Regions from separate parts of the Homo sapiens genome. Here region 1 is linked to region 2. Evidence: chromatin contacts called from ENCODE Hi-C data. All regions are on one chromosome and are shown on one strand. The core of a region is the stretch at or near the end of the contact, and the rest is flanking DNA. Distances in the headings are between cores, read along the strand shown. Region 1 overlaps KIAA1217. Region 2 has its middle 100 kb from the start of OTUD1.

What was found. Hi-C counts contacts between places; a loop is a spot of excess contacts on that map. Pooled maps may share reads with other maps.
Region 1: a map with no recorded cell type shows a loop between it and region 2 (1.9-fold over the local background). The contact joins two enhancer-like sites. A Hi-C loop is called at or near these places in 3 of 168 maps with a recorded cell type or tissue (A673, HCT116 and PC-9), 1 of 37 single-sample maps with no recorded cell type and 9 of 50 pooled maps.

Annotation. Positions count from the first base shown.
Region 1 is chr10:24,502,344-24,505,915 of GRCh38, reverse strand. All of the region lies in intron 9 of KIAA1217, which reads right to left. Among named protein-coding and RNA genes, the nearest start is that of ARHGAP21, 220 kb to the left of the region's middle. Within about 2 kb of position 2,055, at least 3 of the 41 ENCODE cell types and tissues checked have a DNase peak (open chromatin) inside an H3K27ac peak, as active enhancers do; they include A673, where a contact is called at or near this core.
Region 2 is chr10:23,538,320-23,542,012 of GRCh38, reverse strand. No RefSeq gene overlaps it. Among named protein-coding and RNA genes, the nearest start is that of OTUD1, 100 kb to the right of the region's middle. Within about 2 kb of position 1,437, at least 3 of the 41 ENCODE cell types and tissues checked have a DNase peak (open chromatin) inside an H3K27ac peak, as active enhancers do; they include A673, where a contact is called at or near this core.

The DNA of each region.
Region 1 (3,572 bases), core at 806-3,305, 960 kb before region 2:
ATAAATGAGACCCTGGCACATTTCCACGAGGCGCCATCTCATAAAAAGACACATTAAGGAAATTGTATTGAATTGTATCATTTCAAATACATAGGGCTCTATGCACTACTGTGTTTATTTTTTATGTTGATATTTTACCTCCTCCTTCTCTTGGGAAGGGACAGTAAATTCTCAGGAGTCCTACAAATGTAATGAACAACCCAATTTTTTATTTATCAGGAAGCAGAATAAAGAGATTGGGGATGAAAGAAGTAGGAGGTCGCCATCCTCTCTTTATGCCAAGCCTATCTGGCCTCCACAGAACCTGTACCATCTCTTCCAGAAGCTTCTCTCTCTCTCCTCAGCCACCCACAAGGAGGGGAAGAAGTGCAGTCACTTCTGTAGATATGGGATGACTTTGGTAAAATCCAAGTACTGTGGCATTTTGGGAAAAAGATGTTCATTATTTAGAAAAAGTGGGCTTTTTTTCAAAATGATATCAGGAAAGGTAACAGGCAAACATAATCATCATTGGAGGAGAACATCTGTTAGGCACAAAACCTTGACAAAACCCTTTCCCATTGTTGCTAGCTAATTACAGACCCAACCGTTATTTGGGAATGGGAATATCACACTATAAAGGTTCCATATAGCTCTCATACCAAATGTAGCTAGCAGAGAACATACTAGATTAGCCACTGGGAATGAGGTGCATTGTTTGAAGTCAAGGCTTTAAGTCATTGGTAATAGCTGGCTATCTCAACATTTCCAGGAGGTGTCTTCATGGACTAAGCATTCATATTACCTGTAGCCAAGAGGTAAAAACAGTAGTTTTTACCCTGGAATGTTCTAGAGTCACCAGTGCCTAGCCTCCAGTCCGTGCCAGTGAAGTCAGACTCTGGCCATCGTGCCTGAGCACTGGTATTTTTGCTAAGGGTTTCAAATAATTCTAATGAGTAGCCAGGATTGAGAACCACTCTTAGACCGATAACTCCTGTGAAATTGGAGAGCAGAAGATAACATGAACAAGCTTTTAGTGGTTTCCTTGATCTTCTGCTTAGGTTCCCCTTGTCCCATTGAAATCTACCCACCCCATTGTGTCTGCAACAAATTTCTATTCCTGAGAATAATCCATCAGTTTTGAAAATGAAATGCTCAAATAGGATATGCTCTACAGTCTAGGATTTTCCAATGATTTAATTATCTAATTACTGGAGCTGGCTGCCAAGCACAAATGGTTTTATTCAGTTTCACTATTTTATAACACAGTTCAAAGAATATTTGAATTTCTAATTCAATTTTTGTTCTTTTGAGACTAGTCTAGTGTTTCGTATATCTCTAATGATAGCTCCATTATTGGACTTAGAGCCACTGTGCGGCTGCAGTTCATTTTTGGTATATAATACCGCACATGTTGAAGGAGAATTGGTGCCGAGATAGCTTAATTATTCTAAGCTGTTTTTGTCTTAAGTAGACTCCCTCGATTGAAAAGACAGAAGTTTGATGGGGAGGAAAGCTGAATGGGACCCAGGGAATACAAATGCAGAGGTAGAAACAGTAACAGCCAGGTTAGGAAACACCATGCTTATTTTTCCCTGCGAGTCTGCGCTTTAGAACTGCCCAACTTCCCAGGCTCAAAAGCACATTTGCTCACTGTTCTTTATTCCCAGAAAGCCAGAAAAGTTGAGTAGTTCTGGAGCAATAAAGAAACTTGTGTGGTTAACACAGCATTCCTAGACCTTGACCAAAGACCTTCTTTGTTTAAGAAAACTGCTCTTTTTCACAAAGCTGCACAGTTCAAGGGTTGCAAGGCGAGACAAGTGTGAGAGATCCCTCCCAGCCGGCCAGAGGACCAAACTACGCCAGCCACTGATGGGGTGACGCTGTAGCTACAGACATCAAGAGAGCCTTGGTATCAAATTCACCTCTAACGCCTGTGAAATTCCCAGGGGAAGTGCGGCATTTATGCTAAAGCAATTCCATCCCTGTCCCCAAACCAACAAATGCTCACTTTTGAGAGCAGTTAGGTACTTCCATACAAATGATATGTATGTTTTTCTTAAAGGGCGCAATGAGGAGGTAACAATTTCGAAATGGCCAGCAGATGGTGCCAAAAGGCAGGAGCAGTGAAGGGAAGGGCTTGACCTCCAGGAGCCCCAGGTAAGAACGAACTTGGGAGCCGATAGGCCCCCTCTGAACTGCAATTGTGTCCTTTGGCCTGCAGAGTACTCAGTAATTAGTTTTCAATTACTTTCCAACATTTTTAAATGGCGGTAATTCATATAAAACCTGTGTCTCCAGATTTGCTTGAAATATTGAAACATCTAGAAACACTGGATACTTATTCTATCAGGTTAAGAGCCAGTTGGAACTGAGTGGCTACTATCCTTTAAAGGGGCCAATTTACTGTGGTCTCTCCTCCATTTCACTTGCTGTTACTGCCCGGACACTGAAGACATGTGACTTTGTCACCCCCTGACACAACCCAGCCCAACCCGTACACTTCATTTCATTGCAATGTGTCTTTAAAATTGCAAAGCGAGAGGAAGCTAATGCAAAGGATGGGGCCATCACAGACGATGAGATTCACTAGGAGATTTAAATGAATTTGCATCAGATGTTCAAGGTATCTGGGATGTTGCCTAAGAGACAGAGTAGCCTTTGGAGATCAGAGCCCTCACTCTTCTAGCAACCGTCATGATCCATGCTGGGGCCTTGGGGCAGGTCTCTCAAACCAGCTGCCTTTCTGTGTGTTTTCTGGTAGGCAGAGGGCAAGGGGAAATTGTTTTCTTAGCTTTCATTAGGTGGTTAAACAACTTAGGGCTTGTGCTGTCGCTGTGCTGAAGAAGCAGAACCGATTGGAAGCCTTTTTCCTATTAGAGGAAAGGGCTCAGGAGGTTGCATCCCCATGGCTGCTCCAGGATCCTGGATACATTTATCTTGTTTTTTTTGAGACATAGTCTTGGTCTATTGCCCAGGCTGGAGTGCAATGGTGCTATCCTGGCTCATGCAACCTCTGCCTTCCACATTCAAGTGATTCTCAAGTCTCAGCCTCCCTAGTAGCTGGGACTAGAGGCACACCCCACCATGCCTGGCTAATTTTTTTTCAGTATAAATGGGGTTTCACCACATTGGCCAGGCTGGTCTTGAAGTCCTGACCTCGTCATCCACCTGCCTCGTCCTCCCAAAGTGCTGGGATTACAGGCATGAGCCATGACACCTGGCCCTATCTTCTAGCACTATTTGGATTATGAGCTTCTGGAAGTCAGGGAGGATATCTGTATAGAGCCTAGGCCAGCACTGTATCCTCAACGACCAACCTACCAGCCAGGGCAGGGAGGTGGGAGAAGGTGCACAGAGCAAATATGTGGTCTCATGCAGAGATGCACATCTCTACCTCCTTATTACCCAGGAGACAGCTTATTCTGCTTTGGCAGATTTACGGGATTTGTTGACCAAGATTCGTGACCTGAAGGGTCACTTATCCTGATTCCCGTAGAGTTTATATATTCCTTAACAATGGAAAAGAGCAAGGAACGGATGGATCACAGTATCTGAATGAAATGCAGATGTTTTTCGTAACAAATCACCAT
Region 2 (3,693 bases), core at 188-2,687:
TGGGAAAAAAGAAAAAGGGTGTGTGTAAATTTACTTTTCGAAACTCCGGCCATTGTGCCCAGAGCCAGCCTTAGAACAAGTTGCCCTCTACCCAGATCAACCCCAGAACCTGTCGTGCAAACATCCCAAATTGGGGGTCTTAGGACTTTTCCACATTCACGAGTCTCTTTTAAAATTGGAAATACCCCTGAGAAATGGAGTACCTTAATACTTATCAATTAATGCCTTAGGTAGTTTTGGTTGACAGCCAGCTAAAAATAAGACTGAGGTATTGGAAGACAATCAAGGGAGAAAGAAACAGACACAGATTTATCCTAATTCAAAATTGTTCCCAGGGTTAACCCTGGCCATCCTTCCCAGGATTCTTTTAAAAAGTTCCTTTGGCAAGAATGCCATAAGATACCAACTCTCATTTTGTCTACCTGTTGGTATCTAGTGATGGGAAAAGTGACAACCACCAGAACGCTACAAATCCCCCTCTAAGTCCAGGTCACTAGGAAATATTTTAGATAGACTAGCATTATAATCTCAACAGTTATTTATGCATCCATTTAAAAACAGTTGGACATTTCATCTTGCTCATCAGGAACAAGATTTTCCCCCTATTTTTAGCAAAAATTGTAAGCCGGGCACATGCAGCCTTTGCCAAGCAGAATATGATTCCTCAAGGCTCTTCAATGTGTGGGAGCCTGACATAAGGCTCAGAGAAGGGCAGAGCCACAAACAAGCTGTGATGATCACTTTGAGATAACCAACCAATGTGTCCAACTCAACTATGGCTTCCCAGACCATTATTAGTACTCTACTTTTGTTTATTTTTAATGACTAGTGCACATAAATTTAAATTCATGGCCTGTTAGGATCCATTCGTGCTAGCTCTATGTATAATGAGTAGCAAAGTCTATGCAGCTTTAAATATAGAGGAAAGAATAATTGTAAGATATCTCAATCAAGGTTTCTGCTCTCCTTCACATATTTTAAAGACATAACACACAGAGGTTACATAACAGTCTTTACAGAAAACCTTGCATTCAGAGCTGTTGTGGAAGCCTGTTTGCAGCTGAGTGTTTACTAAATCAAGCACTAAAAACTAGATTTACACTGGTTGTTTGAAGCTGAAAGCCAGCTGCAGCTGCCATTAGAGCAATTCAATTTCTTTTTTATAAAGCACAAGTAAGGCTCAATTTACTAAAGTTTTATTTCCTTTTTATGCATCCCATATGCTAGGGGAAAAAATTAAGTTTATGAGATTAAAAATGAGTTTTATGCTAACTGTTTACAAAGTTTCAGCTGCCTGCATTTGCAAGCCCTCAAACCCACCAACTTCAGCTTCTGGCTTGTTTTTTTTCTTTTCCTTCCAACGAAGGAAGGTCTTTGTGTTTGCAAAAGGAAATCACCCAGCCCCCTTCTCTGCTTCCCTCTAGCTCTGGCTTCCTGTTTCACAACGTGCAATTTTATGACAGTTGAGGCAGACAGATAAGTTCCTTCATGATGCCAAAATCTTCAGAGAAGAAGGTTCTTGTATGGATAATAGCTTTTTTAAAGGATTCTTTTTTACCTCCATTCCCTGTGTCTGGATTTAACTAGTCTGGTGATGTTTTTCACTTCTGTGATCAACTCTTAAAAGGCAATATAGCTTTCACTTGATAGGAAGAAACATCTAGACAGTGAGCAAACTGCTGCTGAATTTGGAGAACAGTGCATTTTGTTACCTAATTACAAACCATAGTAGATTTTTTAAAGATGAAAGTTGAATTTGTTTGCTCCAAAATTAATGAGCACAATTATTTTTCAAGTGTATATATGTAATTCAGGAGACCTCAAGATATCCATTATTAATTGAGTCCACCATGCAAATTCTTCCTCTATCTGGAATACTTTGGCCTTTCTTAGGATTAAAATTCCTCCAGTTCAGACTAAGCTGTTGGAGAACGTGTCATTTTTTGTTATTTTAAGGTGCATTCTGTAAAAAAGACAGGGTAGAAAAATACAAGAAGATGAGAAAAGCTTCTAGATATCAGGCCAGAGAAATCATCTAAAAGAGTAATGTAATGCATACACTTATTTCCTCTAACTCCTCCTGCCTCTACCTAACTACTAAAAGGTTGAGTTTTAAACCTTCCCAGTAGAAGTAAAGGACATTCTAGAACCTTAAAGTATGTGATTGGGAAAAGGACAGAGAGAAAAAAAAATCAACATGTAAACAATGCAGCAGATGATAGCTGGCAAGGGCCTTGTGAGAACACATTGTTTTGCCAGTTAGAGGAAATAAGTATGTCCAAGCATGTCACAGAGAGTTTCTCAGAGGTTTCCCAGTTGAACAGAGCTCACAGTCAACTCCAGCACTGAAATTCTTGAGCAAAGAAGAGAAATGAAGACCATGTCCCCAGCATTGCCCTAGAGTGGGGAAGAGTTGACATGGACCAACTTCAGCCACAGATACTAAGTAAGCGTCAGCAGGCTAGAATTCTCTGGAGGTATGAAGCTTTGTTATACTTCAAATAATCTCATCCCAACAGGCAATTCTTGGCAAACAGGATGGTTTGCACCATGAACATTGAAAAGCATGCAGAGCCCATGGAAATGAACAATTCCCAGAAAGAAAGTTGAAAGGTGTTTACTGAGCACTGATCAACGTCAAAGACCTATTGCAGTAAGGCCTACAACCTACAGCAGCAAAGACCAAGCACTGCAGAGATGATCTTGGGGCACTGATCTGACATGCTTCTAGCAGCAAAGGGGAACACCTGGGACCCTGCGACGAGAGAGAGGTACCTGAGGCTGGGATTCCCCTGGTTTTATAGTAAGAAGCTTAGAGCATAGATCACTCTTTGCTGAGACACATGAACTATGCCCCTTCAAACTGTTTGTTACAGCTTAAAAAATGAGTCACACCAATGAACCATGGACCATACCACTGATTTAGAATCCTCACCCTTCAGCTAGAGGAGACAAGATGCACAATCATGAAACAAACACAAACATAATTAAGACAGGATTGGTAAGATGCTACCCGCAATTCAACAAAAATCAAAGAAAACAGAGGAACCCATGTATGTAGGAGCAGTCAGAGAAGGTCTGCAGAGGAGATGGGCCTTGAAGGATATATAATATGTAGATGGAAGACAAAAATTGTTCCACGTGTACAGAGGGCTATGTAATGGCATTTGAAGCAGGCAGGAAAATGAGCTGTGTGTAGAGAGGGGAATGGTGAGGAGGCCAATTAGAGCAAGGGGCTAGGAGACCTGCAGAAGATAACACTGGAATGAGAGATTGGACTCAGGATTTGGGGATCACCAACAACAAACTGAGGAGTAGTTCCCAGCCATTCAAGGTTGTGAGAAGAAAAATGGCATAAGGAACGCAGCATCTCAGAGACTGATCTGGCAATGTGTGGTGGGATAGAGCAGAAGGGAATGAAGTAAGGTTATTGAAGAGGTAGTAAGGATCCAGGCATGAGGTTACAAAGCACAAGCAAGAAATTGGAAGGCTCTTGGAGAGAAGGGGTGGGCATTTGCTTTCCACACTCACCTCCTCACCCTATGCCATGCCTCTGCAGTGTTCAATAGCGGCTGTGTTCCTCTGGGAACTGGTGGGTAGACCCAGCTCCATCGATCAGCTTTCTCTGAACTGGCAACCCAGAGCATTGCCCATCCCTTTTGTCCTTTCAATACTAGGAGTGGTAACAGCATC